3 separate regions of the Mus musculus genome follow, and all the other regions are linked to region 1. The links are chromatin loops, found by intact Hi-C in ENCODE. Cell type or tissue: heart. All regions are shown on one strand.

The links. Hi-C counts contacts between places; a loop is a spot of excess contacts. Peaks named below come from ENCODE experiments on the same cell type or tissue, not always from the same donor. Only the 100,000 strongest peaks of a DNase experiment are listed, where the experiment ranks them.
Region 2: it touches region 1 in a loop (6-fold over the local background); 24 of 42 quality-filtered maps call a loop at or near these places.
Region 3: it touches region 1 in a loop (7-fold over the local background); 6 of 42 quality-filtered maps call a loop at or near these places.

What each region holds. Positions count from the first base shown.
Region 1 is chr16:17,554,338-17,562,337 of GRCm38, forward strand. It overlaps Lrrc74b (leucine rich repeat containing 74B), which reads right to left and starts at 6,910. Exons shown (of 9, transcript NM_029053.3): 1 at 6,742-6,910; 2 at 5,400-5,542; 3 at 4,909-5,041; 4 at 3,832-4,038. The coding sequence starts at 6,874. P2rx6 (purinergic receptor P2X, ligand-gated ion channel, 6) reads left to right here and starts at 7,548. Exons shown (of 12, transcript NM_011028.2): 1 at 7,548-7,846. The coding sequence starts at 7,677. In heart, a CTCF peak has its summit at 3,784 (motif pointing right); DNase peaks (open chromatin) are centred at 3,794, 6,994 and 7,634; H3K4me3 peaks cover 4,187 bases; H3K27ac peaks cover 5,443 bases.
Region 2 is chr16:17,612,861-17,620,860 of GRCm38, forward strand. It overlaps Smpd4 (sphingomyelin phosphodiesterase 4), which reads left to right and starts at 6,494. Exons shown (of 19, transcript NM_001164610.1): 1 at 6,494-6,574. In heart, CTCF peaks have their summits at 2,098 (motif pointing left) and 5,534 (motif pointing left); DNase peaks (open chromatin) are centred at 5,391 and 6,531; H3K4me3 peaks cover 2,388 bases; H3K27ac peaks cover 1,322 bases; H3K27me3 peaks cover 488 bases.
Region 3 is chr16:17,722,606-17,730,605 of GRCm38, forward strand. Med15 (mediator complex subunit 15) reads right to left here and starts at 342. Exons shown (of 18, transcript NM_033609.3): 1 at 151-342. The coding sequence starts at 218. It also overlaps the pseudogene Gm6048. In heart, CTCF peaks have their summits at 255, 4,834, 5,034 and 7,562 (motif pointing right); DNase peaks (open chromatin) are centred at 306 and 4,796; H3K4me3 peaks cover 1,074 bases; H3K27ac peaks cover 713 bases.

The sequences.
Region 1 (8,000 bases):
GTGAGAGCCCGCGTCTGGCTGGAGTTCCTGTGCTCTGGGTGGGCAGACACGGGAAGACTGCCGGACACTTTCCACGAGGCCCCGGGTGGGCATCTGGCTGTGTGATGCCACTGACCCCACACGGTGGGGGGTGGACAAGGGGCAGTCCCTGTTACCAGGTTCTCAGTCTCTGGCATCCCATGCTACAGCAGAAGAGCTGAGAACAGAATAGGGGCCTCAGGGAGGCACTAGGCCCTGGAGGGCACTGGGTGGTTCCCACACAGGCGAGAGTCTTTAGTCTGGGCCTTGAAAAACAGAGACAGTCTATGGTTTTAGAGCTTTATTGTAGAAAGGCAGGGGGAAAGAGAGAGACCGGCCATGGCCAAGAGGAGAGAAGGGGGAAGGGAAAGAAAGAAAGAGAGAGTAAGAAAGGTGAAGGCTTAGAGAGAGAGAAGTTAAAAACCTAGAGACAGTAAGGAAAGTAAAAGCTTAAGAGAGCGAGGCGGGGCCAAACAGCCCCTCTTATAGTGGGCTTGTTATCTTGCTGTTGCTAGGTAACTGTGGGGAGGAGTCTAGCCAGAGGGCCAGAAGCCTGGGACATTGTCTACTTGTCTGAACTCCACGAGCCTCTCCTGTGGGGGCTGTGGGGTTGGTAACTTCAACAGGAGCCAGGGGTCCATGAGACATGAGGGAACGCCTTCTGTCCCATGTAGGTGAAAATTACCACCACTGGGCACCACTGGGGTTCAAGACCTCAGCTCAACTGGAAACCAGGCTGTCTGTGCATAGCCCATTTCCCCACAGTATCCTGTTCTCCGCCTGGCCAGCCAGGGCTCAGCCTCATAACCTGGGTTTGCAGACTTTGTCCTAGCTAGGTGGGCTCCCTCAGAAGCCATGTTTACTGTCATTCTATCTTCCCACACTAATCTAGCCTTGTGACCCCTAAGGCCTCCCCTTACGCTGCCTGGCTGATCTCTGTGGCCAGAATGGAGTCCCTTGGGAATAAAGTTTGGCCTCTTCTCATTTTCTTGGCTGCTAGAGAAGAGAAGCTGGTTTGAAGTGCTCAGAGGGGTTGTTGTAGTGGTCCATTCCTGTTATCCGAGCATACAGAAGACTGAAGTCAGTCTGAATGCTATAGTGAATTCCAAGCTATTCTGGGCAGCATAGTGAGACCTGGCTTCAAAAACTAATCCAAATTAAACTAGATCAAACTAAGGCAAATGTGTGTGCATTTGCACGTGTGTAGACAGAGTGTGTCCAGCTACCTGCTTGGCTAGCACCTGCAGCAGCAGACATATTAGCACCTCAGCTGACACCCCTAGGCTCTCAGATACAGGAGCCCCCCACCTTTCCTGGACACTGCTAAAGCTGGGCAAGGACAGCAAGTGTCTTCTAGTCCCTCTTCTATTGAACAGCTGGAGGGTGAGGCTCACTCTTCTACTGGTCTGTAACGGCAACACTATCTCTGTGACCCACCCATTTACCATCCTGTGAGGCCCACACCTGAGTTAGATTCTCCACTGGCACAGACCGTGGGTGATTGAGGCTCAAGCTCCTTCACTGCTCAGCAACAGCCTCAGATCCCCACTTGGAGAAACTAAATAGTCTGCCCTTTCTTCCCTGCATACCGTCATAGGACTTCAGATTCCCGCCCTCTGTTCCCACCACCTCTGTGTCACTTGCCTGCTCTAGTCTGTAACTTATATAATAAGCCACCCCAAAGATCTTCCAGTGCTGTAAAGGCTTGCTCCCTGTGGCTGCAGAGATGACTCTTGCTCCCTGGGATGCCCAGGTGACACAGCACTGGCCTCTTGTAGAGGATCCAGGCTTCATTCCCAGCACCTGCATGCAGGCTAGTGGCTGACTGACAGCTGACTGACTTCAGTTTCAGGAGGCTTTCTTCTGGCCTCCATGTGAACTGACACATGTACACAGATAAAATATGCACATATGCACAGGATAAAATAAAGTCTTTTCTAAAAAACTTGGTTCTCAATATTGGGATGTGGAGATGAAAATATCTAAAGTCTTAGGGCACTAGGGGTTCCCCTCAGGAGATCACGTGACCCCTTTCGACAGCTGAATGACTCTTCTCTAATGTTGGCTCAGCCACAGGCCAAACTATCAAAAGTTGAACTCTCCAAATCTATAAGCCAAAAGTGCATTATTTCCCTTTATAAGATGCTTGCCTGCAGCCGGGCAGTGGTGGTGCACACCTTTAATCCCAGCACTTGGGTTTCTGAGTTCGAGGCCAGCCTGGTCTACAGAGTGAGTTCCAGGACAGCCAGGGCTACACAGAGAAACTCCGTCTCAAAAGAAGAAGAAGAAGAAGAAGAAGGAGGAGGAGGAGGAGGAGGAGAAGGAAGAAGAAGGAGGAGGAGGAGGAGGAGGAAGGAGAAGAGGAAGAGGAGGAGGAAGAAGAAGAAGAAGAAGAAGAAGAAGAAGATGCTTGCCTGCAACATTCATTAAAGTAGCAGCAAGCTGGCTACTCAGTTCTCAAGTCCCAGAGACACAGCCACGGTTTGTCGGAAGTGATGTGAGATGCTCCTTTACTTCCACAGAGCTCTCACAATGACTTTCTTAGAAGACACTCGGCTTTAGCAGGTAAACTCCAGAGCCAAGGTTAGCACCACTCCACCACTCCACTGTCTAAGCAGCTTGGGGCAGACCAGAAATTCCAAAACTCCTGTTAGACAGTTGTTCTGGCATATCCATTGCAATGATCTAAGAATTCCTTTCAGATGCTGGAGAAGCTGGAGAAGTGTCTGAGCAGCTAAGAGCACCAGCTGTTCCTCACGAGGATCTGAGTTCATTTCCCAGCACCCACATTTGATGTCTCGTGACCATCTGCTACTCCTAATGCAGAGGATGAGATGTCCTAGCCTCCACAGGCACCCACACATCTCTCTCTCTCTCTCTCTCTCTCTCTCTCTCTCTCTCACACACACACACACACGTTTAGAAAGAATTTGCTTCAGCTGAGCAGGGCCTGAGTGGCCCTTTTATGTCACCAGATCATCCCCAAGTCTAGGCTCAACTGATCTTCCACATAGTTGAGCTTACAGGTATGCCTAGGTCTGATTTTTATAGCTGATTGACACATTTAGACATGAGTGACATAGGTGGGTATTTATATTCCTAGCACAGCAGTCCGGCCCGTGCAGAGGCACTGGGAGACAATGACTGGATCAAGGTTGCCTTCCCATGTCTTCCCTAGCACTTAGCTTCTCCCCAGCCCAAGATCTCACACACACTGGACAAGTACCTTACCACTGAGATATACTACAAGCCCTTTTGCAAAAGCACTTGGGATGAAACCTCCATACCTTCTTCCATGATCTATGGGCATATAGTCTCTGCTTCCCTTGCAAAGCATTGCCTGGTCATTCTCCCCTAGACCACCAGTCCAATCACACTGGTGTCTACCAGTGGAGGAAACAGGCCTGCATGATGAGAGTTCATCAGCTTCATGATCTTGCCATGGCTGACTCCTTTTTACCCAAGGCACAGATTTCTGCTTAAACTTCTGCCCCTTTATAGCAGGTGGATCCATTATTTTCTAGACTTATACGTTGCTTCTTTATGAAGGTCAGAATGGTCTTGAGAGTGTATGTTCCTTGAGGTCAGGAACTTTGTTTTGTTCATAGATAGATTCCTCACAGCAGAGGGCAGTGAGCTATGCCTGGAACTCATTGAATTCCGTGGCTGGAGTGGAAGGACAGCCAGAGGAGATATCATGAGCAGAAACCAGCACATTGATATTTTCAGGCAGAAGCTGGGTGCCGTCCTGCCCATTCCCCTTCCCTGCCACCAGGGGGCGATAAGTACCCATGACTGCCCAGACTTTGTTACCTGCCAGGTCATTGAGCTGATTATAGCTGAGGTCTAGAGATTTCAGGCCCCTGTGATGCAGCAGAAGAGCAGCGAGGTGCTGGGCTGCTTGTTCCTCCAGCCTGTTCCCTTGCAGCTGCATCTTCTCAACAGTTGGGTTTAAGGCAAGGGCAGTGCAGATCGCCTGGAGCCCTGCAGCTCCAATCTGATTCTCTGACAGGTCCACATCTGAGGGCAGCAATACTGCCTGGTCAGAGGGACCTGCAGCCAGGTGCCACACTCTGCCAGGTCAGAGGGACCCACAGCCAGGCACCACACACTCTCCCTGGTTGGAGGGACCCGCAGCCAGGCGCCACACATTCTGCCTGGTCAGTGGGACCCCCAGCCAGTCGCCACCCTCTTTCACTTCTCTGTATCTCACAAACCTCCGAGCCTGAGGGAAAGGAGGGGCTTTGCAATCTGATTTATCTGGGGGCAGCATGGTGACAGCCTTGCCACTGTTGGCTGAGTCACCTTGGGTCTATGGTCTCCCCACTCCATGACTGTCTGTGAAGAATGCTGTGGTAGCATGTCAGCTACTCTGTGATGGTTGATGTAACAGCATAACCCCACTGTCCTATTGCTAGGGACTGGCGATGTAAGCTTAGATGTCCACTTCTGTCGTTTCCTTTGAAGTTTGCCACAGCCCAGAGAGCAAAGTAGTGCTGTGGTGGTCACTTTACAAGCTGAAAACAGGCTCAGTGATTGCCTGCCTGGGTCAGCTTGTGCTTCATCGGCAGAGCTGGAAGCAGCCTCACCCAGCCCCCACCTTGCCCTTCCGGTTCTCCCTCCCTCGGTGCCTGCTTCTCTGTGCTCTCCTGCCCTGCACTCAGGCACTGGGAGTCTACTGCAAGGGGGGAGGCTGCTCACCAGGGAGAGGCCAGTGAGAGCAATGGAGAGGGTCAGACAAAGAGCAGCTCAGCATGGGTTAACCCGGCACTTCCCTCCTCATCTCCTAGCAACATCTCAAGATCGAAGGCCTGGGGAGGGAGCCACTTCCCTGGGAAAGAGGGGCCCCAAGCTTGCCTACTTCTCAGACGGAAGTCCTGCACTACCTACCAGAGATAATGCTGTTCTTACGCAGGACATCAGCCAGAGCCTCTGCTCCAGCACCACAGAGCCCATTGTCCCGAAGATCCAGACGCTTGATGTAGGGATTAGAGGTCAATACGGAAGCCAATGCCCGGACCCCCTGGAACAGAGCAGAGAGGTACAAGGGGCGAGGAACATAGTGGCCTGGGGGGCCTGGTCCTTCCCTGAACTGAGATACAGATGGTCATAATTTCAGTTTAAATCCCCAGAGCTCCCACCTCCTCCAGAGAACATCAGCTTCTACCTTTAGGTGCCGCCCAATCTCACTTCCTGGAGTCCTTCCTACAATTCCACCCTCATCTCTGTCACACAGTCTCCACCCTGTCTCGCAGGCATGGGAGATGGGACTTGTGTGGCACAGACAGCTTTGAGTGTCTGAGATAGAATCAAGGACAAGATGGCCACTACCTCCTACATCCTCCCAGCCAAGTGTGGTTCCAGTGTCCCCCAACAGATACCTGGGGCCCCAGGCCACGGTGCCGAAGGTTCAATTCAGAGGCACCCTCTTGGCGCAGAAGACAAGAAACTGGCACAACACTATTGGCCCGGCAAGACTTCAGATAGAGGGTAGCCATGACCCGTTCTCCAAGCCCATGGGTGCCTAGCAGTAGATGGGAGATGAAGAAGGAACGAATCACTGGCATAGCCTGGACCCTTTCCTGCCCCTGCCATTTCTTCTTGTTCTGGTGGCTACTGTGCCCATATTCTAGATGAGGACCTCCACACTAAAAATTAATTAAGTCTTTTCTCAAAGCCACCAAACTAGTGAACCAAAGGGAGCATTTGCCTAATGCTGACATGTTTGCTGTCCTTGCCCCACTGCGTCCAGGTATCACAGATCACCTTCCCAAACATACACACACACACACACACACAGAGACACACACAGAGAGACACACACAGAGACACACACACACACACATACACAGAGACACACATACACAGACACACAGACACACACACAGAGACACACACACACAGAGACACACATACACACAGACACACAGATACACACAGACACACACACAGAGACACACACAGAGACACACACACAGAGACACACATACAGACACACACACAAAGACACACACACAGACACACACACACAGAGACAGACACACACACAGACAGACACACATACACAGACACACAGACACACAGACACAGACACACACACACAGACACAGACAGGCAGACAGACATACACAGACACACACACACAGAGACACAGACACACATACAGAAAGACACACACACAGACACACAGACACACACACACAGAGACACAGACACACACAGAGAGACACACATACACAGACACACTGACACACACCACCTCCACCACCACCACCAAAGCTGGCCTCCAGCTTGCTGGTTAAGTTCAGCCTTGAGCTCAATGCTTCAACCATGCTAGGCAAGCACTACACTGAGCTACATTCTCAGTCCACGGGTCATAAGGTCTATATAAACACCCTGGGAGCAGAGGGCTGGAAACAATCTTAAATCCAATATATCCATTAGCTAGGTTTTTCCTATAGGTTGGAACGCCCAGCCCCGAACTCTTTGGGACACAACTGCTTGTCAGGGTATTTCATTTGCAGGTTTTCCAGAAGACAGTTCTAAATGTTAGGCCTCCTCATTCCTCCAGGAGGGCAAGGACTTGAGGGGTATCAGCTGCTGATACTGGGAAATGTGCCCCCACAGAGGGTGCCGGTCGGTTCTAGCTGCCCTCCCACCACTTTTGCGGGAATATCCTCAAGTGAGGATTCCAACTAGGACCCCACGCGGAGGATGAGGCACCTTCTGCTTCCAGAGCAGAGTGTGAATCTGCAGTCCAGGACCTTTCGGCCTCCAGGGTCTCTGCCTGAGGCCCAGTGGCCGCAGCTTCTCCCTCTTGATCTTCATTCTTCTGAACTTCGCAGGGACCCTTCATGTTTACTCTCACTACCCAGTCCGGGACGCAGACTCTAACCACACAGCTCACCGCCTGGAACTCTTCCCAGGGATGTGGGCGGTCCCTCTGGCCTCCTTGACCAATCGAATCTGATCTACGGACAACAGGTGGTCTCTGGGGCCAGTAACGGTGCCCGCCCTCCCACCCCGCCGTCGTCCTGGGAACCGGGTCTTGTTTGCAAAAGAAAACACAACCTTGGCACGCTCTTTCCCAGGGCTGACTACCGCTGCCATGCACGGGGGTAGTCACTCCTTCATGTTCTTTTCACAAACATTTCCAGTCTGACCCCAGAACTAGTGTTTTAGTTACGGCGCTTGGAGTAGACAGCGGCTCTACAGAAGATCTGTAGCCTAGCAATAGTTTTTCTCTGGGGCCACAGCTATGCGGTCACTGCCTAAGGGTCTCAGCTTTCTCTCAAGATCTAGAGGTTGCTATGCTGCTGCGCCAGCAGGGGTATCTCAAACCCAATTTATACTCTTTGGAATGTGCAAGTTTGAGTTCAGAGCCCCTTCTCTGGGCTTCTGTTACCCCGTGTTGACTGCCCACCATATAAGAAAACAAAGTGAGTGGGTAGGGACAGGTCTATTCCTCTCTCTATGCATAGGGTCCAACCCAGGGACTCTGGACAAAAGGGGGCGGGGCTACACCAGCTGGGGTTTGGGAATGAGGCAGGAGCCAGCTCCTACTGAATTTGAGATGTCCCTTTAACAACACTGGCCTGAATCCCATGCATGGCTTCTTGGCCTCCAGTTCAGCTGCGGCTAAAGTTGCCTGCTGACTCATGCAGTTGCAGCCAGCAGGAACTGGGAACATGGCTTCTGCAGCCGCAGCAGCACTCGTGAGCTGGGGGTTTCTGGATTACAAGACGGAGAAATATGTGCTAACCAGGAACTGTCGGGTGGGCGTCTCCCAGAGGCTGCTGCAGCTGGCAGTGGTAGTCTACGTGATAGGGTAAGAACCGCTCCTGGCCAGACTGCAGAGTCTGCTGTGGGGGGTCTTGCTTGCCGAGGGATAAAAGTTGGCTTTTTAGAACCCCAGCTGGTGGGAAAGTGGGAATGGGGGTGAGAGGTAGTCAGAAGGGATTTTAGTCCATTCAGAGAACAGT
Region 2 (8,000 bases), 59 kb after region 1:
CAAACACAAAAAACACACACACTATAACAAGCATACATCCCAGGGCTCTCATCCCCGCTCATCTTCCCTGAAGCAAGGGATAGATAGCCAGAGGGGCTATCTCTTTAAGGGGAATTCAGGGATCAAAAAGCGTGGAAAAATTTGAATGTCATGTCGAGCTGGTATCGGCTTCTGGAACACCGAAAGGATCTCTCATCTCGGCTCCATCCTTTGTGCTTGTGGGATCATCCACCACATCCACAGGGGCAACTGGATCAGGAGCCTCATTCTTGCAGCGTCTCACCAACCTCTCAGCACCCAAAGAGGTTCCATCTGGTCCTGTGGGAACACACAAACAGACCCTCTCGCCCACGTCAACACCTGATCTACTCGATCCTCTCCAAATCTCCGGACAGAAGGTCCACCTACAGGTGGCTGCTGAGGAGGCATAGGGAGAGGACGCAGAAGCTAATTCGCCTTCCTCCTCCGCCTCAGCTCTTTTATTTTGTCCTTTCTGTCTACCTGATAACACTGTGTCTCCTTTCTTTTTCCTTTTTCTTTTTAAGCCCTTCTCCTCTTCCGACATACTTTCTTGTTGCTCTGTAAGGATTTTCTGACCTGTCTTGACTGCCTCTACACACAGTTTCAAACAGTAACAGAGTCCATATATCAGAACAAACAAGACCAAAACTATCAGACCTACCCACAAAGGGTCAATGGGAGAAAAAAGCATAACTACACAGCGAGGATCTATTGATCACTACACTGAGGTTATCATAGTTCCTTAACTTGTCCCCAAACCAGGAACCTTATCTTGTCCCAAAACCAGGAACCTTAACTTGTCCCAAAGCCTGCTTCCTGGCAACTTTATATTCGCCTCTATTTTATCCGAGGTCCTTCCCAAACTCCTGGGTTACTTTGTGCCTACTTCCTGGCAACTTTATGCTCACCTCTATTTTATCCAAGGTCCTTCCCAAACTCCTGGGGTTGCAAGTTTCACTCACCGCGAACTTACCCTGCCAGCAACCACTGACTGCTGAAAGTTCTGAACTCGGTGGGGGAGTCGGTTCCCCGTACGGGCCACCAATTGTCGCGCCCGCTCTCGACCAGCAAGAACGACACGACCACCAGTCCTTCTAACAGCAGTTTACTCAGTCTTCATCTTTCTTCTTTCTCTTCATCAGTACCGTTCCCCAGCTGAATAGTTCTGAATCCACGCCGGATCCTTCTCAACAGTCTGTTTTACGGGAACACTTTATTAACCCCTTCTTCCCTGTTATGCAGTTCTGAATCCTCCCTGTAGCAGGGGGTCTTCGCTCTTGCCTGAAGATGTTTCTTTTCCCGGGTTTCGGCACCACTTCTTGCGCGCGCTCAACTGGCCAGGAAGAACGACGCTGCTACAGGATCCTTCTGCACACATTTATTCAGTCCTGTTTCTTCTTTCTCCATATATCTCCCTTGTTTATATCTCCCTTGTTTTTATATCTCCCCCGAACCCTGGGCCTCTCCTTTTATACACTCTCTCATCCACGCACAGCAGGCCACGCCACCTCACCAGGCACGCAGCTTCAGCTAATCAGGGCAGCAGGGGCAAATCTCCACCAAATTGGATTCACCTATATCCTGGTACACCTGCGCAGCTCTCAAGATGTTTGTGGTTTATATGAGGAAGTCAGGTGCAAGTCATATGACTTAGCTGCAGTCCCTGGCGCCTTTGGGACTGCCGCCACACCCGCTCCCCACATATTCAGAGAAACCCTGTCTTGAAAAAAACAAAACAAAACAAAATACAAAAATAAAAAATAAAAAGAAGGGCTGGTGAGATAGCCAAGTGGTTCAAAACACTGGCTGCTCTTTCAGAGGTTCTGAGTTCAATTCCCAGCAACCAGAAAGTAGCTCACGACCATCTAAGGATCTGCTGCCCTTAGCCGGGCGTGGTGGAGCATGCCTTTAATCCCAGCACTTGGGAGGCAGAGGCAGGCGGATTTCTGAGTTCGAGGCCAGTCTGGTCTACAGAGTGAGTTTCAAGATAGCCAGGGCTACACAGAGAAACCCTGTCTCAAAAAACAAAACAAAACAAAACAAAACAAGGATCTGCTGCCCTCTTCTGGCATGGAGGTGTACATGCAGGCAGAGAGCTCCTTTTCTTTTCTTTTTTCTTTTCTTTTCTTTTCTTTTCTTTTCTTTTCTTTTCTTTTCTTTCTTTTCCTTTCCTTTCCTTTCCTTTCCTTTCCTTTCCTTTCCTTTTTTTCCTTTCCTTTCCTTTCTTTCTTTCTTTCTTTTTTTGATTTTCGAGACAGGGTTTCTCTGTATAGCCCTGGCTGTCCTAGAACTCACTTTGTAGACCAGGCTGGCCTCGAACTCAGAAATCTGCCTGCCTCTGCCTCCCGAGTGCTGGGATTAAAGGCGTGCTCCACCATGCCCGGCTTCTTTTCTTTTCTTTCTCTCTCTCTCTTTTCTCTCTCTCTCTCTCTCTCTCTCTCTCATTCTTTTTTTTCATTAAGAGATTTAGGAACTTTACTGCACTGGGCAGTGGTGGCACACACCTTTAATCCCAGCACTCGGGAGGCAGAGGCAGGCGGATTTCTGAGTTCGAGGCCAACCTGGTCTACAGAGTGAGCTCCAGGACAGCCAGGGCTACACAGAGAAACCGTGTCTCGAAAAACGAAAAAAAAAAAAGTATCAGAAGTGATGTTCATAGGTTATATGCAAATACTACAACAGTTCATGGAAGGACTTGAACATCTATAGATTTTGGTACTCATGGAAGAGGCCTGGACTTAGAATGAGTTCTCTACAAATATCAAGGGACAACTGTATTGTCATCTGCTATAGTTTGTATATGTCTGGCCCAGGGAGTGGCACTATTTGGAGATGTGGCCTTGTTGGTGTAGGTGTGTCACTGTGTTCATGGGCTTTAAGACCTTACTCCTAGCTGCCTTGAAGTCAATATTCTGCTAGCAGTCTTCAGATGAAGATGTAGAACTCTCAGCTCCTCCTGCACCATGCCTGTCTGGATGCTGCCATGCTCCCACCCTGATGATAATGGACTGAACCTCTGAACCTGTAAGCCAGACTCAAATATATGTTATCCTTTCTAAGACTTGCCTTGGTCATGGTGTCTGTACACAGCAGTAAAACCAGAAGTAAGACATCATCTCAACATGTCATCTGTGTATTTTTATAAGCTGTTGCTTTCATTTTCTTTGGGTTTTAATTTTTTGGGGGGAGGGGAGCGTGTAGCCTTGACTGTCCTGAGACTCACGGAGAATCTACCTGCCTCTCTCTCCACAGCACTGGGATTAAAGGTGTGTGCCACCACACTCAGATCACTTTTATTTTAATACCAGCCCTTTAGTGTGTTCAAACAAGTAGTGTTCCTTGACAATAGCACCCTCGAATGGCTCAGGGCCCTGACTAGACAATATAGCTCATGTGAGATTCCTAACTTCCACACAACAGAATGTGCCTTACACGTTCTGACGGGACATGTGTTTAAGACACATGGTTACTCTAAACCTAAACAGGAAGTGCTAGAATTACTCACCTTCCCTCCATGACCACAGACCATTTTGTTCAGCGTTGTGTGTGCACGTGTGTCTATGTAAGCCTTTTATATGTAAAAAAAATGTATGTATGTGTGGTGTACATGACCATGTGTGTACATGTTTGTATGTACATGTGATGTTGAATATGACCACACATGCACATGTTTATATGTATATGTGGCAGTGTGCATGACCATGTGTACACATGTGGAGGCCAGGGCAGAATACTGGGTGCCTTCCTTTTGCTCTTTGTCTTCTGGCCTTGAGACAGGGTCTCTCTCTGAACTAGAAGCTCACCATTGCAGTCATGCTGCTGGACCAGTAAGTTCTCAGCATCCATCTGTCTCTGCCCTGAAGTGCTGGGATTGTTTACAGGCATGCAAAGCTCCTCACACAGGTCAGGAATTCAAATTAGTTCCCCATTACAATGTTACCCATGGAACGATCTCAGGCTCCACTACTCTATACTTCTAAGGTCTCCCCTTTCTCTGCTATAAGAAAGAGCAAAGTGAAACCTTCACAGCTAAGCATGGAGCTATTCTGCAACCTCAGGTCTCTATTCTGTCCCAAGGCAGTCAGGTGGCTCTAGTACTGCAATTCATATAATAGAAATATAGGAGGTGTGTAGCCTGACCTGCTGTGTGGGTAGGAGCTGGACCTGGGCCTGGGAGAGGTACAGGTAAGGGGTTGCCTGCCCTGTTCTCAGAGTGCTGTCCTGAAGATGTAATGTCAGGGCAAGGACCAAAGTCCTCTTTATTCCTATGGCTGTAGAAGAAGGCATGATGAAGAGGTGGGGAGGAGTTAGGCAAACAGACCCTAGTCTGTTTGGACCAGTCCTTGATCCAACAGTACACTCCCTGAGGCGAGGCCAACTAGAGCCCCAGAAGGTAGATGGGTTTGCAGACCCAGGGTGGAGACCCACAGATAGGCTCGCCTATACATGCTGAGTTGAACTGCAACCCCCTAGCCACAGCCAGGAAGGAGCAAAAGGCTTACCTCTGACCTCAGGTCCCTGATGTAGGCAGAGACATGGACACAAAGTCATTAGCTGCTACTGAGCACACACGTCAGGAAGGAGGCGAGGGGAGCCAGGGTAAGATTCAGCAAGTCTGCCAAAAACAAATGCAGTATTCAGTGAGTCCTGTGGCATTCAGGGCAGACCTGTTCCAAGACTTGTCCAAGACTTGTCCACTGTGGCTATCTGGGTCATGGTCCTGAAAACCTAGCCTTTAATCCCATCACCCTGAAGGCAGAGTTTGAAGCCTGCCTGGTCTACATAGTGAGTTCCAGAAAAGAAACAAAACAAAACCCATAAAACAACAACACCAAAACAAAACAACAACAACAAAAATAAAGTGGGGAGCTGGGTGGTGGTGGCACATGCCTTTAATCCCAGTACTCGGGAGGCAGAGGCAGGCAGATTTCTGACTTCGAGGCCAGCCTGGTCTACAGAGTGAGTTCCAGGACAGCCAGGGCTACACAGAGAAACCCTGTCTCGAAAAAACAAAAAAGAAAAAGAAAAGGAAAGGTATGGGAACAGAAAAATAAATATAAATATTTGGGACAAGAGAGGAAGAGAGAGAGAGAGAGAGAGAGAGAGAGAGAGAGAGAGAGAACATGGACAGAGTATGTATCGTGCTGTGGTGGGGCTTTTTCAGAGTAGCAGATGAGATTTGGAAGAGTTCCAAAGCAGGCGTGTCTGCAGGGACTTGCAACCTGCCCAAGTCCATGCAGCCCATCTCCTTGGTGCTCAGCACCTTTTTCCCTTCATGCCCAGCTTTTGCAGCGTGGCCTCCCCCAGACCTGTGAAAGCCCTGAGTCTAGCCTCTGTCAGTCGAGCACCCTGAAAAAGGTGAGTGTTGGGCCCGCGTACCTCCTCCACTTCCCTCTCCCGCCTCTTCCCCTGACCACCACTCCCCACCCCAATTCCCTTCCACCCTGCAGAATTCGCTGCAGTCTAGCAGGTGAGGAGCCTCCACAGCGCCAGCTACTGGCCACCTCTTTCCTTGCCAGGCCCTGCAGCTCCCAGTCTGTAGCGGCTCCAACAACCCAGGGCAAGCATCCCGAGAGGTTTTTACATACTTGCTTGACTTGTTCTGAGTGCTTAATGTGAATAGGGCAGTATGTTAGCCATGGGAATGGTGTGGTGGAAAGCTGTCCGCTGCCTGACGATCAGATCCCTGATAGACGGATTTAGGTAGCAGCACCCAGAACCGTGCCTGGCATATGCTGGGTACTTGGTAAATCCTGTTGGATGATGGGTATTTAGGATTGCATGTACTTATCTATTTTGTGCAGGTTTCTTCCTTGAAGCACTCTTTAAGGGCTCTAAAAAAACAACTTTTAAAATTTTTATTAGCTTAAGAAGTATGAGGATTTTTGTTTTGTTTTCGAGACAGGGTTTATGTAGCCCTGATTGTCCTAGAACTCACCCTGAAGACCAAGCTGGCCTCAGAATCACAGAGATCTGCCTGCCTGCCTCTGCCTCCCTAGTGATGGGATTAAAGGCGTGTGCTGCCACCAACACCTGGTTTATTGGGGGTGGGGGTGTTATTTGTGTACTTGTATATTTGTTGGTTCTTAACCAGGAAGAATTCTTTCAAAGAAGTTTCAATTATTGATTGCTTGATTGTTTGTCTTTTCAAGACAGGGTTTCTCTGTGTAATCCTGGCTATCTTGAACCTCTGGCTTTGAACTCAAGAGATCTGCCTGCCTCTGCCTCCAGAACGCATGGATTAAAAGCGTGTGTCACCAGGGCAACAACCTCTTTCTAGAAACTTTTCATTTCATGTAGTCCCATTTTAATTCTCCAGGCTATTTCTGTGTCAGTGAAGTACAGTGTTGAAAAGTCTTGCCTATATCTATTTTTCTAGACGCGTATTCCTGTTGTCTTCTGTATTTCAGACCTTACTTTGATCCTCTCGGATTCCCGCCAAACTAAGGGGGCGTGGCACCCGGCGCAGCTTGATGACGACATTAGGCGCCGAGTGTCCGAATGGCGGCTCCCTTCTCTGAGAAGCTCGAGATTTGTGCTATCAGCACGGCAGGTGAGTGGCGGGAGCCGCGCGCGAGGCAGCCCAGCACCGTGCGGTTTTCTCGGGTCCCCGCCGAGGCTGGCTCCGTTCCTCCTCGAGCTGTGGGGGACTTGGGCCTCCCGACAGCTCGGCCTGTACGGGGCCGGCCGGGAGCCCAGGGCCCGGCTGCAACCTCACGCCGCTCTCCAGGGTCATGGCTTTCTGCCGCCTTCCTGCGTGGTCCTCGCAGACGGTCCGGGTAGGGGGTGGATGAACGCTCGATGTGAGAGTTGAGGGAGGGGGACTTGGAGGGAAAGTTGAACCTTGGGCTCAGCTAGCGATGTTTGGTAGTAGAACTCGTTGTGGGTTTAGGTTCTACCTTGCGACTTTCCCGAGCCTCAGTTTCCTCCTCTGTAATGTAATAGGGTAGTCTCGAAACTTTGGAGGTATAGGAAGTTGTGATCAACAAATGAGGGCACGCCGCAGCTTCTCAGAGTCAGCCGAGGGAGTTCTTGACAGTGGCGCGCTAAGCTTGGCTGGAGTTCGTAGTCATTAGAAACCTCAAAAACAGTCGCAAGCAGTTCTTGAAGAAAGTGGACTTTGAGGGGTCGACCGAAGCAAAGGCCTTCGGCACTGCATGCACGCTGGCTTCGGGCGTGGGTGACAGGGCCTAAAAGCAAGAGTATCAGTGTCGTTGCCCTATTCGTGGAATCGTGGAAAGACCTTCGTTAGACATCTCTGATTTTTCAACTGTCTGCTTCTTCTGAGGAGAGAGTTGACTTCTTGTCTCCTTTAGATCTCTGCCCTTATCGAGTAGTCCACAATTTTATGCTGCCCTGATCATTTCATGGTAGTTTGCAATGTAGGTCAGGACTGAAACATTTTCAGTTTTCCTTAACACTGAGACTGAATTAAGAATTGGAAAAAAAAAAACAAAACAAAACCCAAAACCTAAGAATTGTTTCTCTTGCCACATGGCAAAGATTGGTGGTCTTTCAAAACCACAACTGCCTTAAACTCCTACTGTCTGGCTTCTCTCCTTGCAGACTGGCATTGCCAGCTTAGCACCTTTTCTCCTGTAGTGAGCAGGGCTGAGACAGAAAAGCTATCACTAGTCCATCGGTGGCACACAGTAGGCTCTCTGCTCTTTCCAGCTCTTGATTGTTTTGTGTTTCTTACCATAGGCACTGGGAGGTAGGAAGCTGCAGGGCTATGCCTAATTTTTGGTGGTGAGTTCAAATTCTTCCTTCATAGAACTTCTTCATTTGTCGCAAGAAGCACACATTACTTGCTTCACCCTTCTCTTACAGACACGAGATTTGTAAGGAGTTTGCTAGACTCTTGGCTCTGCTGATTGCTAGGTGGGTGCTGAGAAGTCTTTTGCTGTTTTTTACCCTTGTTTCCTGATTTGCATCAGCCTTGTGGGCTGTGAAGATGTATTTCCTAGTGGTGCTTTACC
Region 3 (8,000 bases), 170 kb after region 1:
GGCCAGAGAGACTCCAGGAGGACCCTTGTACGTCCCCGGCACCCAGCGGACACCGCAGCTTCTGACCAGGGTCAAGAGCGGGTCTAGCCCGGCCTCACCCTCCCCGCCCGGAAGGTCCGACCACCGGTCCTTGCCCCAGGCCACACTCACATTTGGCTGACCAGCTTCTGCCGAAAGGCGGCGCTACGCCAGTCGGTCTCCTGCCCCGAAACGTCCATGCCCGGAGCCCCTACTCTTGTAGCCCGAGTCCCTACCGGCCACCCCCGGCGCCGCCGCCTCTACCACAGCGACAGGCCCGAACCCGGAAGCCGAGCGATCCCGCTACTGGGCCACGCCGGAAGTACAGGAAGAATTGTGGGAAATGAAGTCTTGCTTTTGTATACGCATGCGCGCCACAGAAAGAGAGAGGAAGAGAGGAAGGGGAGAGGGGGAGAGGGGAAGAGGGAGAAGGGGAGAGGGGGAGAGGGGGAGAGGGGGAGAGGGAGACACAGAGGGAGAGACAGAGATACAGAGGCGGAAACACAGACAGAGGCAGAAACAGAGAGAAAGACAGAAAAAAGAGACAGAAAGACAGACACAGAGACAGATACAGAGACAGAGAGAGACACACATGCGGACACATAGACACACACACACCACACACAGACACACATACAGAGTCTATGTATATTTTGTTGCCAGTGTTGGGATAATTGCTAATGTATAACATATTTTTGGTATTTTAAATAAATTTGGTATTTAAATATTGAGATTTTAATTTCTAACATATGTTAAGTGTACATAAGTATATGTACATTCTACAGTCATCAAAATAAAGCTAGTATTTCACCAACAAGCAATGTTAGGTTTAGGATCTCTGCTCATTGAATCATTAAGCTCCATATTTAAAAGGAAAGCAAAAGCATTATTTCTGTTAATGTTTTCTCTGTGGTTCATATTCCTTGCTTCTTAGTGGTGCATCCCTTAATACAGGACATTTTGGTCTAAGTGGATAATTGTTGCTGGGCTTATGTGTCTCGAGTTCACCTTTCAATGTTTATATGATTTAAGTTTAGAGTAGAGATTACAAGGTAACTAACCAATTTTGTAAGTCTTCATTTTTTCCAACAATATGTAAGGCCTCATTTTAGAACTTTGTTTGTCCCAGCACTTGGGAGGCAGAGGCAGGCAGATCTCTGTTGAATTCAAGGCAGCCTGGTTTACATACTGAGTTCCAGGACAACCAGGGCCTATGTAGAGACACATTGTCTCAAACAAACAAAAACAAACAACACCCAAAATGAACCCCAAAATAAATAAATAAATAGACAAATAAAGAAATAAATAAAATACATGTGTTTATTATTATAGAAGAAAGCACCCTTTAAAAAAAAAAACTTTTGGCCTTTGGAAAAGTCTTAAACACAAATGAATTAAAAACTGAGTGTCAGGGCTGGAGAGATGGCTCAGAGGTTAAGAGCACTGACTGTTCTTCCAGAGGTCCTGTGTTCAATTCCCAGCAACCACATGGTGGCTCACATCCAATGTACTGTTTTGGTGTGCCAGAATATCTGAAGACAGCTACAGTATATACATGAAATAAATAAATAAATAAATCTAAAAAAAAAAAAAAACCCCTGAGTGTGGGGGCTGGAGAGATGGCTCAGCCATTAAGAGCATTGATCTATTGCTCTCTTCTGGTGTGTCTGAAGACAGTTACAATATACTCATATACATAAAATAAGTAAGTCTTTAAAAAACTGAGTATGGGGGTTGGGGATTTAGCTCAGTGGTAAAGTGCTTGCCTAGCAAGCCCAAGGCCCTGGGTTCGGTCCTCAGCTCCGGAAAAAAGAAAAAAAAAAAAAAAAAAAAAAAAAAAAAAAAAAAAAACTGAGTATGACAAAACTTAAAAAGAAAATTCAAAACCACCAAGCATGGTGGTGCGTGGTGATGCATGGTGGTGCAGGTATGGTGCTGAAGACATGGTGGTGCATGGTAGTGCATGGTAGTGGAGGCATGGTGGTGCATGGTGGTGCAAGCATGGTGGTTCAGGCATGGTGGTGTATGGTGATGAAGACATGGTAGTGCATGGTGGTGCAGGCATGGTAGTACATAGTGGTGCATGGTGATGAAGGCGTGGTGATGCATGATGGTGCATGGTGGTGCTTGGTGGTGCAGGCACGGTGATGGTGATACAGGCATGGTGATGCAGGCATGGTGGTACACCACTTTAATCCCAGTCCTTGAGAGGCAAAATTTGGCAGTACAGCTGGAGAAAGCTAATTCAGGTTCTTTATCTAAATCTTTTTTTTTTTTTTTTTAAGAATAGGAAAGCCAGGCATGGTGGTACATGCCTTTCTTCCTTCCTTTCTTTTTCTTCCTTCCTTTTTTTCTTCCTTCCTTTCTTCCTGCCTTCCTTTCTTTCTTTCCTTTAAAGATTATTTATTTATTTATTTATTTATTTATTATGTATATGAGTACACTGTATCTGTACAGATGGATGTGAGCCTTCATGTGGTTGCTGGGAATTGAATTTAGAACCTCTGTTTGCTCCGGTGGGCCCTGCTCACTCCGGCCCAAAGATTTATTTATTATTATAAATAAGTACACTATAGCTGTCTTCAGACATACCAGAAGAGGGCATCTCAGATCTCACTATGGATGGTTGTGAGCCACCATGCAGTTGCTGAGATTTGAACTCAGGACTTTTGGAAGAAAAGTAGGTGTTCTTAACTGCTGTGCCATCTCTCCAGCCCCCTTTATCCAAATCTTAGATTCCCCAAGCCATGTAGTCAGAGACCTTCACACAGCGTGGAAGCTTCACACAGAGAGTGGAAGATGTCTTGCACCCATAAAGATTTCAATAGTGCATTATAAACAGAAAAGGCAGCTGCCGGTCCATGACAAAATCAACCCAACCACGTCAACATGGGTAAGCTCATGACCAGAAAGAGAAGGCGGTAACAGCTCAACGATAGTCAAGCCTTCTTCCTCGTGGTGACCTGGCACAGCGTGGTGAGTATGTGTAAGACTATCTCCAAGGCATATGAGAAGAATGAAGACGACTTCTTGTTCGTGGTGCATGCCTCCCAGGCGACATTCAGACCCACATTAGCCGTATAAGACAAGAAAAACGCCTAATGTTTGTTAAGCTCCTACCAAAGGGATGGGGAAAGGACCATTCCCAGTAGAGTCCAGGCTGTTTGCCACTTGTAGCTACACAGGCACCCACCTAGGGTATTAGGAATTCCTTGTCAGGCAGAACTAAGCTCCAGGCAAACACATTTAGCTTGGTAACTCACCTAAACTGGGCTACATTGTTTTCAAACTTTAGAAGGTTAAAAATAAAATACTTTACACTCTAAGTTGCCAATAAAACAAAAAACAAACAAAGAATAAGTTCACAAACCAACCTTGGTGGTGCACACCTTTAATCTCAGCACTTGGGAGGCAGAGAAAATCTGGTCTCTGTGAGTTTGAGACCAGCCTGGTCTACAAAGTGAGTTCCAGGGCAGCCAGGACTGTGACACAGAGAAGTCCCATCTCAAAAAACAAAACAAACAAAATAATAATTAATAATAATAATAAAACGTTCAAAAGGTACAGTGGTTTCAATGGCAACACTTTGCCTACTCTGGTCATCTAGTCACACATAGTGCAGCTTCTTTTGTTCCAATCATAATGGCCAAAATGTACTCATTTCACACAGTACCCAATAAAATACATACACATATGTATGTGGTTGCAGATGAATATAAGTTCAGCTACAACAGAGTTCAGGATGTTTCAGGCATGGGCTAAAGAAATGTGAGAGGGAGTTTACTGATCAGATACCAGACTCTGAGCAGCCTCTTCAAAGAATGGAAGAAGCCAGGTCTAAGGAGTGTCAGGGTTGAGGAGCGAAGATTTCTGGGCTACACATACAGCAGGGGATGGAGAGCTGGAAGACAGAGTCCAGTCTAGACAAAAAACAAACAGAGAATAAGTTCACAAACCAACCTTGATATGCTTCACATATCAAGCAGGTGGTATGAGGAGCAACACCAACAGAAGGGGACAGACTGAATAGAAGCTCCAGGAACAAGCAGGAGTACCCTGCCCCGGTGCACACATGGGTTACCAGTGAGACGAATCCGTGTGTAGCCCTGGGATGCTGTCATGGTGCTACAAGTCCACCCCTTTATAGAGTTCAAGTGTACCCTTTTGTTGGTTTGTATAATGTGACTTTAATATTCCCACGTGCCCCTGCAGTCTCCTTTCACCGGGATGCATTTATAGAATGGACTCTTCTGTTCCCAGCAGTGAGTAACTTATCAGTGTCTACTTCACCGTAGATGGTGCTGTTTACTTATCCACCTGGGGGCACAATCATCCTCTACCCTCTAAATGGACTAAAAACCCTCTTGAGTGCAAGAATCAGGAGAAAAAGAGGCACTCAGAAGAAAGTAAGCCACACTCCAGTGCACGGGTGGGCACTCCTCAAAGAGAAAATCTCAGAAAATAAGACATAGCCAAGTGTGATATAGGCTTTTCAAGAAAGAGTCAGAATGAATTGCCTTAGCAGTGAGCATTGTGAGGGTGAATTTTGACTGTCATCTTGACAGGATCAAGAATTACCCAGGAGAGGCACTTCCAGGCACAGCTCTTAGGAAATCATGTTGATTAGGCTAGCTTCTAGCGTGCCTGTGAGAGACTATCAAGCCAGTTGAGTTGAGGTGGGAAGGCCCACCTTAACTGTGGGTAGCACAATTCTGTGAGCTATAATCTTGGGCTTAGTGCATTTATCGCTTTCTGTTTCCTGACTGCAGATGAAGTGGGAGGAGCTACCTCACAGTCCTTCACCACAGCTCCCTCACATGGCCAACTATAACATCTGTGAGCCAACACAAACTCCTCCCTCAGATTGCTTTTGTCAGGATATTTTCATCAAAGTAGGTGGGAAACCAAGATAAATCTAAGACAAATTTTAGCGTTTTAATGTCTCTGAAGTTACATCTTAAAAGACTGCAAGGAATACTGTATTATTCCTTTTTTCTCTCTCTCTTTTAAAAGATTTATTATTATTTATATGAGTACACTGTAGCTGTTTTCAGACACACCAGAAGAGGGCATTGGATCACATTACAGATGGTTTTGAGCTGCAATGTGGTTGCTGCGAAGTGAACTCAGGATATCTAGAAGAGTAGTCAGTGCTTTTAACCGCTGAGCCATCTCTCCAGCCCCTTCTTTTCTCTTTCTTTTGTTAGATGGGATTTATAGGGTGGCTCAGGAGCTGAGGTGTATGAAGTTGTTCTCTGCTAGAGTAAAGCAGGCAGTTGTGTCTGCCAAGAAGTTCAGCACATGTCCTTTCCCGATAAATGGAGTCTCTGGTGAGAGTCCTATACAACCGCAGGTTCACAACAGGAGAGAGCAGGGCCCCAAGTCCTTGCTAACTGTGCTGGAACTAATTGTTTTTCAACTGGCAAAGGCTTCAAACAGACTCTATCTTCCTATCCTGCCTCAGTTAAATATGCTGCTTAATTGTTACTATTGAATCATCTGAACATACTTGAAGAATTCTGTCTACCTTGATCATGGATTTAGACCAAGAATAAGGAGAGAATCAGAAACTCACACCCAAACATAAAATCTGTTTTGTAAATTAATGAAATAGGATTCATCAGTTCAAGGAAATATTGATGTGAAGATAAGATATGAAGATACTGATGTAAACCAGTAGCTATTCCTGTGTTCAAAGCAACAGGGCCTTTTTGAGCCTTTTTTTTTTTTTTTTTTTTTACTTTTTAAAATTAAAAATCTATTTTTTTTGTTTCTTCTTCTTTTTCCTTTCTTTCTTTCTTTCTTTCTTTCTTTCTTTCTTTCTTTCTTTTTTCCTTTCTTTCTTTCTTTCTTTCTTTCTTTCTTTCTTTCTTTCTTTCTTTCTTTCTTTCTTTCTTTCTTTCTTTCTCGAGACAGGGTTTCTCTGTGTAGCCCTGGCTGTCCTGGAACTCACTCTGTAGACCAGGTTGGCCTCGAACTCAGAAATCCGCCTGCCTCTGCCTCCCAAGTGCTGGGATTAAAGGCATGCACCACCACGCCCAGTGAAAAATCGATTTTTAAGCACAATATATTCTAATCTGGTTTTCCTCCCCCATCTCCTCCCAGATCCTCTCCACCCAATGCATCTTCTCTCTCTCTCTCTCTCTCTCTCTCTCTCTCTCTCTCTTTCCTTCTCTTTCTATTTTTGTTCCCTTTGAAAACAAAGAGACAAACAAACAAACAAAACAAAACGAAACAAACAACCAAACAAAAAAACCAGATAAAATTAGTCAAAGAAAAAGCTCAAGAAAAAAAAGAAGGTAAATGTAAAAGCATACTGTATGAGCAAAATCCCTGTAGAGTTAAAAAGAAAAGTTACAAGACAAAGAATCTCATTTTGTGGTGGACGTCTCCTGCTGGGCATAGGTCCTGCCCTTAAGTATGGTTAGTGTGCCCAGCAAGACTGTTGAAAAAGATGTTTTTCCTTTGGCAGCAGTTGTCAGCTAGAGATAGCTGCTTGGTTAGGGATGGGACATATGTCTACATCCTCTCATTCAAGGAGCCCCCATCTGGGTTAGACCTGTGCATGCCATATGCAGTACCTTCTTAAGAACAATGTTCCGGTTGGCAGTGGTGGCACACGAATTTAATCCCAGCACTTGGGAGGCAGAGGCAGGCTGATTTCTGAGTTCAAGGCCAGCCTGGTCTACAAAGTGAGTTCCAGGACAGCCAGGGCTACTCAGAGAAACCCTTTCTCAACAAAACAAAACAAAACAAAACAAAACAAAACAAAACAAAACAAGAACAATGTTCAGGAAAACAACAACAAAATAAACAAACAAAAACAGTACTCTGCTCTTAGTAATATTTACAAAAGGAAATTGACTTAAGACTTTATGTTTTGTTTTGAAAGCAGAGTATGTGTTTAGTTTCTTTTTTTTTCTTTCTTTGAGTGTGTGTGTGTGTGTTTAGTTTCTATTGTCTACCAGTTGACTACTTAGGAAATTGTCTTAACAAATACAAAGTTCATTTATATATCTGTTCTGGACCTGTAGGGATCACGCAGCCGTTAAGAGCACTGTATACCCTTCCAGTGGACCCAGGTTTGATTCCCAGTACCAACAAGGCAGCTCACAACCATCTGTAACTCCAATCCTAGCCCCTATGTGGCCTCGATGCCTGATGCCCAAGAAAGTCAAAAGAGGGTGTAGGACCCCTGAGTATAGGGTTATGTGTGTGAACCACCATGTGGATGTTGTGAACTGACCCTGGACCTCTGCAAGAGTGACTAACATGTATGCTTAACTTTTTGAGCCATCTCTTTAGTATCCTGGTATTTTTTTAATGGTGTTTGTTTGTTTGTTTGTATGAATATTTAGTCTGTGTATATCTACACACACCTGCAGATGATAGAAAAGAGTGTTAGGTCTTCTAGAACTAGAGTTACAGGTGATTGTTTGCCATCATGTGGGTGCTGGGAATCAAACCAGGGTCCTCTGGAAGAGCACAAGTAATTTTTTTTTTAATGTATACATGCTCTGTCTGCATGTACACCTACAAACCAGAAGAGGGCATCAGATGCCTTTATAGATGGTTGTGAGCCATGACATGGTTCCTGGGACTTAAACTCAGGACTTCTGAAAGAGCAGCCAATGCTCTTAACTGCTGAGCCATCTATCTCCCCAACTCCCAGTCTACTATTTTTAATCCATGATATGTAGAGGAAAAACCTACCACTTGGAAAATCTTGCTACCTGAAACTCTTGCCTATATATATCTACTTGCCCTGACAGAATAAGTATTACAATATTTCGTATGAGATACACTTATACACTAGAAAATGGAGCCTGCTGAGCCAGGTGAACTGATGTATATCTGTAATTTCAGTATTCAGGATGGAGACAGGAGCTTCCATAATTTCAAGACCACCCTCAGCTATGTAGCAAGGTAGTGGCCAGTTTGTGCTACATGGAACCTAGTCTTAAAAAAACACAAAAAAGCCA